2 separate regions of the Homo sapiens genome follow, and region 2 is linked to region 1. Evidence: chromatin contacts called from ENCODE Hi-C or POLR2A ChIA-PET data. All regions are on one chromosome and are shown on one strand. Each heading gives the region's core, a stretch centred on a gene start or an enhancer-like site at or near the end of the contact. The rest is flanking DNA. Distances are from core to core; before and after follow the strand shown. Region 1 overlaps COBLL1 (cordon-bleu WH2 repeat protein like 1). Region 2 overlaps COBLL1 (cordon-bleu WH2 repeat protein like 1).

The links. Hi-C counts contacts between places; a loop is a spot of excess contacts on that map. ChIA-PET counts read pairs that join two places held with the same protein, here RNA polymerase II (POLR2A). Pooled maps may share reads with other maps.
Region 2: a loop to region 1 is called in a map of MCF 10A, with 7 times the contacts of the local background. The contact joins two enhancer-like sites. A Hi-C loop is called at or near these places in 7 of 168 maps with a recorded cell type or tissue (HAP-1, MCF 10A, heart right ventricle and 4 more) and 4 of 50 pooled maps. POLR2A ChIA-PET finds 5 or more read pairs at or near these places in 2 of 52 experiments (BJ and MCF 10A).

Annotation. Positions count from the first base shown.
Region 1 is chr2:164,735,998-164,740,106 of GRCh38, reverse strand. The region is part of intron 3 of COBLL1 (cordon-bleu WH2 repeat protein like 1); the gene reads left to right. Among named protein-coding and RNA genes, the nearest start is that of SNORA70F, 50 kb to the right of the region's middle. Within about 2 kb of position 2,251, at least 5 of the 41 ENCODE cell types and tissues checked have a DNase peak (open chromatin) inside an H3K27ac peak, as active enhancers do; they include heart right ventricle, where a contact is called at or near this core.
Region 2 is chr2:164,824,294-164,828,402 of GRCh38, reverse strand. All of the region lies in intron 2 of COBLL1 (cordon-bleu WH2 repeat protein like 1), which reads left to right. Among named protein-coding and RNA genes, the nearest start is that of COBLL1, 15 kb to the left of the region's middle. Within about 2 kb of position 1,727, at least 11 of the 41 ENCODE cell types and tissues checked have a DNase peak (open chromatin) inside an H3K27ac peak, as active enhancers do; they include heart right ventricle, where a contact is called at or near this core.

The sequences.
Region 1 (4,109 bases), core at 1,002-3,501:
ATTCAGGCATGACTCATTGATGCTATGACTAATTTTCTATTTTAAGTGTTTGTGATTTAAAGTAGTTGTGTGATTCTGAATATCTTAGGAGTGTGATTCTGGGATATCTTAATGCGATCCAAGATGTTTTAGAGTTTGACTTGATATATCTTAAAAGTGTGACTTGGGATATCTTAATAGTGTGATTAGGGATGTCTTGAGTGTCACAGCTGCTGCTGACCCATTGTTTCACAAAACTGTTTAACAACAAAAAGAAATGTTCAAATAGAAAATTATGTACTACTACTGAAAAATGTTAACTACCTAATGGGAAGACTCATAATGACAAAAATAAAATTTCTTCATGGCTTTGTTACTACCATATAAAAGGAATATGAAAAATCTCAACAGAATAATACAAGAATTTGGTGGAGGTAATTTTAAGTGTGTGAGAGTTTCTTAGATAAATAGAGTTCTATATGTAACTCTGAAAAGACTTCAATGCAGTTTTTTGAGACCATGCTTTCTGAATTTGTCTGAATATTTCTTGTATATTTATTTTGATAGTGTAGTACTATTTCTTATGCCTTTATTGTGAAGAATACTATCAATGTTTGACGGAAGTACAGATTTCAGAAACTTATATGCCTCAGTTCACTTTTCAGAAATAAGTTTCCCACTCAAAATGTGTTCTTGGGGAATATTTTTGGAAAGTCCCCCCATAGATCTCATGCACAGGTGGGCTCAGGATGTTCTATTTTGGGGAATGTGAGTGCACAGTGGTATCTTCAGAAGAACGCACTTGTTTGTACATTGATTTTCACCAAAGAGCTTGTTCAGATTAGGAAACACAGTGGGGTTGGCGGTGGTCACAGACTTTATGCTCAGGGAGAAACTTATTATCCTGAATTAGGTTGGTAGCCATCTGCCAGCTCAACTATTTTTGGTACCAGAACTTAGTGATGCCATCTCTTTAATGACCAAAAGTCACCATGTCTCTACTATCTTGCCTTTGTGAGGCTCTGCTTACATTGGGCGGGGGTTGCCATGCTAACCTGAAAACTCTTGGGCATTTCTGCATATCCTAATATCATGGATGGTTGGACTGAAAGAAGGAGGAATTAAAATATTTAATTTATATATAAGATACAGTGTAGTATAGATGTATGTGTGTGTATGTCTATGTGTATGTATGTATATATGTTTGCACACATATATAAATGTGTGCGTCTGTGTATAGACTGTGTATACCAAATCCAAAATCTCAAATGCTTCAAATTCCAAAACTTTTTGAGTGTGAATATGATGCTCAAAGGAAATGTTTATTGGAGCATTTCAAATTTTGGATTTCCAGATTAGAGATGCTCAACTCGTGTAATGCAAATACTTCAAAATCTGAAAAAAAATGTGAAATGTAAAACACTTCATGCCTTAAGAATGTTGGATGAGGGATACTCAACCTGTTTCTGTGTGTCTGTGTATCATGTATATAATCGATAAACATCTTTTTCACCAGTCAAAGCAGTTCCTTGCCTTTCTAGAAATGAACATTAAAGGACTACTGTTACAGAACTCGTGGCTCTTCTTCTCAGAAAATGCTATACTTCACAACAGCATAAGCAGTGGTGTCTGCTAGTACTTGGGAAAAGTTAATTTTTAATGAAAGTGAGCTTATAGACTAAACAGATATAGAAACCACATAGAATAAGGAAATATGTGGGTACATTTGTATATGATCTGTATATGGTCTTCATCTTATAGTCGGGTATCAGCTTCATAGGTAATTATTCCTCATTGAATAAGTATTAGTTCCTTTTTCCTCTTTTCCCTTTCTCCAGGCTAAACTTTTAAAGCAAAATGTTCATTTTGGGAAATCTGAAAAGATTGACACGAATCCTTCTTAGCCTGTTGAGAGAGCATTCAATGGCATGCTATCACACTTTCCTACAAGAGGGAGGAAGAAATAAGCACCATTTATAACAGAGGAAGATATTTCTTTTACGCCCTTACCACAAATAGGAATTTGTTTTGATTGGAGCACATGTGAGATGTCATAATTGAAAACACAAAGAAAGCACAGAACTCCAAGCTAGAAGTCCCAACTAGAAGTTACAGTTTGTTCTAGACTTGCTGTGTGATCTCAAGCAAGTCACCTCACCTCTCTGGGCTTTTCACATAAAATAACCCAGAGACATGTCGCACATGCTTTTCAGCCTGATTTACCTGTCCCATAGCACCAGTTTACAGCAGAGTTGAGCCTAAGCCCGCGGTTTTGCCTGGCATAGGGTTGGTCCGCTGAGGAACTCGGGAGCATTTTACATGGATTACAGCGCCACCTATTGGGAAAAAGTAGACTATGAAAAATGACAAGATAAAGGGATCGGTGTGGGATTTTTGCTGAAAAAACGAGAGTAACAACAGTATGGATCTAGAAAAATTTCTGAAGTTCACGTCATATTTATATTTATTGAGAAGTGTCCAGTGATGACAAATGTGTGATAAATATATGTTTATAGCAGGGTAATTTTTTTTTAACTGTCAAAAATCTATAGGGTGGTACAAACCATGTTTAACTATATAAGATGCTTAAATTTTGGTTTAGATCCTTATTCTGCTGTAATTGCCTAAAACAAAAGTTGGCATTTTAACTGTGCAAGTACCTAGACATAACAGTACTACTTGAGTTTTTAATCGGTACTATTTGAGTTTTTAATCATCCTGTCATCTAGGTTCTGTCATTGCCCTCCCATGTCCCCCATGGCTCTGAGCCCAGGAGAATGTCAGCCTCTGTCACCTGCCTGCTCCCCTGGTTGGGAAAGGGGTGACAAAGTATTCACAAATGTCCTCAGAACATTGTTCCTGGCAGGGCCACCCTCTTCCCTTTGCTTTCCTGGCGTCTACACCTTATAATAATGACCCTTTTTAATTTCAGTTTTTTAACTTAATTTAATTTTTAAATTTTTCTAGAGACAGGGTCTCACTCCATTGCCCAGGCTGGAGTGCAGTGGTGTAATCATAGCTCACTGCAGCCTCAAACTCTGGGCTCAAGTGATTGTCCTGCCTTGGCCTCCCAAAGTGCTGGGATTACAGATGTGAGCCACCGTGCTCAGCACTAATTTTAGTTTTTAAATTTTTGTGATTACAAGTGCAATAGTTAGATGTTTTAGAAAGTTGGAAAATACAGATAAGCCAAAAAATTGTAAATGCAATTTCATTAAGCAGGCAGATTGCAACTTCTAACATTGCAGTGTCTAGCCTTTTATTCTTAGGCATGCACATATATGTACACCCATCTATATGTGCACTTCTTTTTTACAACAATATGGTATTATATTGTACGTGCTATTTGTAACCTGCTTTTTTTCAGTTAATGATTTCCATCTTTCATGTCAATAAAATGTTATCCTTTGTCTATATTCAAATTGCCCCAATTATAGTGAGATATATTTGTAGTATTTTTGTTTTTATAAGGGGCATGTATGTGTGTTTAGTAGGTGTGTTCTTAAATCACAATTTTTATGATGGTAATTATTTATAATTAGCTCTGAGTATAACACCTAAGATAAACAACCAGATAGAGTCCAAAGTGGTGACTTTCTAAAAATTGTGGGGCTTTTTACATTTAGTAATATCTATTTTTAGTATGTTAAGAACTTATCAGCTTAGTAATCTGACCTATTACTATTTATCTTCAAATCTTAATTTCATGTGTTATTTTCTTCAAAATATTTCTTATAGCATAATAAGCATTCTCAATTTTGAGAATGGGTCTATTTGTTTCGTGTACCTGGTACATTTCATTTCTTGCACACACAGAGAGAGCACTGCTTCATTCCTGAACTCATTACTGAACTACATGGGTTAGCATAAGATTGATAAACATCAGCAGCAATAGAGAATGTTTTAAAATTTCTGTACTATTACTGGTATGTGTAATTGGGTTGTTGGTGTGCACTTACAAGGTACAGATATGAAACTAATCCAGGGAATTGTTATTTATTTCTGAAAGAAGTGGGAAATCTCATAGGGATTTCTTCATTTCAAAGAAGAGCTTTTAGAGTCTTAAAAAAAAATCAGCCCTCTAGAAAATTATTATATTATCTTACAAGAGAAAAAATTCTGTAAATAAT
Region 2 (4,109 bases), core at 478-2,977, 89 kb before region 1:
CCTCACTCACCCTTTGCTATTGAGTTGTCATTTTAATAACCTTTATGCAGTTTACAATTTGTTGTGAAACCCTAAAAGGAAAAGGCCATATTCTTTATTCCTTCTTTTGTGTAACTTGCAGGGTTTAATATCATTTCCACATATACCTAGAAACAATGATCAGTTATTGGATAGGTGGTATTTGAGTTTGTGTGAACTCAAGCAAAAAGTCAGTGTTGGAGATGGAGACAAATTACTTGTCCATTGGAACGATAGGAGCTCAGTTATGCAGAGTATTGAACCGAGTAATTAATATTCATTTTTATAGCCATTAACCAACGAATTGTTATTAAGACACCATTAAATACCACACCATTAAAATTACTATTTTATACCTCTCAGCACTCTATTATAAAATTCCATTCTTGGTTTGAGCTTCTCATTTAGGATTATTCCCTGCCATAGTATTTTTGAAAGAAATGTGCATTTCATTAAGAGTACTATATAAGTGAAAATTCTGAATAACATTTTCATTTTATATCTAGAGAAACCAAAAACTTTGTCCATCACGGGCAAGGTTGTTTAACAAGACATAAAGGGTATATTATTTTTTACAACCTAAATATCCCCATTTGAATAATTACAGCAGAGTGCTATTTTATTTATAGAACAGGTTGTACGTTTGAGAGTGAAATAGTCATTAATTGTGTGACTAGTACATAAGAATTCATACTCATTTGTGTCAACACCCTGAAATCTAAATTGTCAATTGCCTTGCTATTTTGATTCCAGACTTCACTTGGTAGAGGACATTAGTCTTTTGATGTGAACAATAATGAGCTGAAGAATAAGACCAAATAATGGAAGGTGTTTTCTTCTAGCTCATGAAAGAAAAGATGAGAATTTAGAGGTCTCAGAAATGCAAGAAATCCAATTGTCATGTGGGCACATAGGAAAGAAAAACAAGTATGAGTATTCTTTTATTCTTTCTTCCCGGTGTTTTTTGAGTGTTACTCTTCAAAATGGTTACAAAACTGCAAATATTATGGTAGAAATCACATTTGTCCTTTTTAAAAAAATAAATGTTTTTGGCAACAAATCGACATTTTACATTATTCCCATATAAGATGAAATTCTAAGCCAGAATTTACCATGAGAAAAACCTTAAAGAAATGGGCCGGGCATGATGGCTTATGCCTGCAATCCCAGCACTTTGGGAGGCCGAGGTGGGTGGATCACTTGAGTTCAGGAGTTCGAGACCAGCCTGGCCAGCATGGGGAATCCCCGTCTCTACTAAAAATACAAAATAACCAGGCATGGTAGTGCATGCCTGTAATCTCAGCTACTCTGGAGGCTCTGGAGCGAGAGTCTCTTGAACCAGGGAGGTGGAGGTTGCAGTGAGCCAAAATCATGCCACTGCACTCTAGCCTGGGTGATAGAGCGAGACCCTGTCTCAAACAAACAAACAAACAAAAAACAAAAAACCCACAAAACAAAACAAAAAAGAGAGAGAAACAAAAAAAAAAACGAAACAAAGACAAAAAACTTTAAAGAAATGATCATTTAATGGGATCAAGTATTCCATAAAACATTTTAAGTAAGCCTAATACTCTACATTTAACTCTGCCGGCTGCCTTACAGTTGTCTGATGCAATGAAACAGTGCACTTGGCACTCTGGCATTTAACAGCATTAGTTTTGGTTTCAAATAAAACTGGTCCAGCAGGAAGTCAGATAGCAGCACTTGGCAGGCAGCTACTGTAGAGTGAGCTTGGAGACAGGACCTGGACCTCCATCTGTGCTCTGCCACTTACTGGCTTTAGGCACTGTTTCCCCTCTCTAACCCACAGTTTCTTCTATTGTGGAAGAGGATAGTAATACAGAATGAAAGTGTGAAAATAATACCAGTATATGCCAGGCATTTGGCTTATGTTTGTGAAATCTTAAATATTATCTACATTGCTAGAAAACAGGCGACTGTGATGTGGACATCATTATTGTACTATTTTGAAACCAGTGAAGGACAGTACACTCCCTGTTCTCATTTGCCTCTCCCAGGAAGTGGAGGATGAAGTTGGTTAGAAAGTTCATAAGTCCACTGTGAAACTTCTTGTGCCAGATGCAGGGAACTTGTTCTTGGCACATTGAATGCAAAATGTGTACTAATCTCAATGAAAATCACATTCCCTTTTAGAGGAGAAAAATGCCCCCACTGAGATTAGGAATATGCTACCAAGGTGATTGTAACTTCCTCGCTTCACCATTCTGGTGAATATTTCACTTTTCTCTTATGTAAGATGAAAGTAACTCTAACTGCATTTCTTTGATTTTGTTAAGACTGATATGCAGTGACTGAAAATTTTCTATGGTAAAGTCATACACGAGCATCATTACTCAAAGAGGAGGTAGGAACTTGAGACACCCATTCTAATCATAGGTTATCATATATTGAATATACTTTTTTTACACATGGATTAAAATCAGATTTCCTACCTCCTGTAAACAAGAAATTGAGGTATTATACTTTACCACAAATGCTGTAAAACTGTCAAGAAGCTGACTTCAGTTATTGAAAAGAGCAAGAGGAATCTATAACTTCTGACTCCTCCATCTCTCAGGATGACTGCAACCACATCACTTAGTACAGGGGATAAGAGTGAGTGGCATTTGTTTCAGGTTGTTTAAAGCTGTAACTCTTTCAGCTATGGTGGCAGCATGATGGCATAGTCTGAAAATTAGCCTCACGCACCCTTGACTAAAAGCTTTTAATAGAGTAAATACAGTCAAATGGATTTATTGATTTGTATTTTTTTCTGGATTCGCTGCTTGTTGTAATATAGAAACTTTAAAAAATTTTCTTGCAGGTTAAGTTTTGATGTAAGAAGAAAGTGATTTTGTTCTATAATTTCCATGTACTGTACAGCAATATTTTCAATGCAATTGGCTGCTATCAAAATCTCAACATAATTAAGATCTATTTTTTTTCCTAAGTAAACGTAATGGAAATTTTCAGGTAGAATAAATTATAACCATGCATAAACTCTGCACTTGGAAAGTTTCTTAAGCATCAGGGTGCTCCTGGTAAATTTACCTTATAATAAATATGTTTCACAAGTAGTATATAAAATAATATGGAGCCTTAATTGCTTCAGAGATTGAATGAATATTTGTAAATTTATTCAAATTTCCACTAATTAAAAGTATCAGGGTCACAGTAATTTAAGAACAGTGACCAGTGGCTTACAGGACTCTGGTTATGCAAGCAATGAGCATTTATGATTCACCAGGTACTGTGCTAAATGCATGACATGTTGCTATATTTAATGGTCACATCCAACCCACATCCAGTAGATGTAGATGTTATCCAGATTGTACAGAAGAGGAAACTGCAGCTTAAGGTATGACTTGTCTGGGGTCATGTGGCCAGGCAGTGGTAGATATGAGCCTGGAATCCAGATGTCATTTGGAATCTATTTGCTTGACCACTTTGCTTTTTGACAACTTATAGACAACTTGTAGACTGGCTTTACTGACAAAGCCAGTAAGATAAGAAATAGCAAGAGTGATCTTAAATGGAACTGAACACTTTTTTTTGTATTTTTAATATTTTTCCAATTACAAAATAAACATGCTTGTCACAGAATGTTTGAAAGCAATAGGAACATGTAAAGAAAAATAATTTTGCAAGCCACCTAGAGATAAATAACACAATTGACTTGCATTTCAGCCTTTCTTAAGATGTATTCTGATTTATAATTTAACATGCTGTCTGTAAAAACAACTCCCATGGTCACATAACTTTGGGAAAGTGTAGGTTTTAAAAAGTTAAAACTGTTAAACTGTTTTCTTCTCTCCAGACTTTCCCAGAGATTTTAATATGTGAACGTGCATAATGGACTTTCAAAATGGAAACTTAATAAGTAACGCTTTCCCAATTTATTTATCCCAAATAAATATCTTGAAATCATTGTTTTTTCAGATATATTTTAGATAATGCTATGGATAGATTGCATCCTTCTAGACTTTTTTTTTTTTTTCTTTTTTGGGACAGAGTCTCACTCTGTTGCCCAGGCTGGAGTGCAATGGTGAGATCTCCGCTTACTGCAACCTCCACCTCCCAGGTTCAAGCAA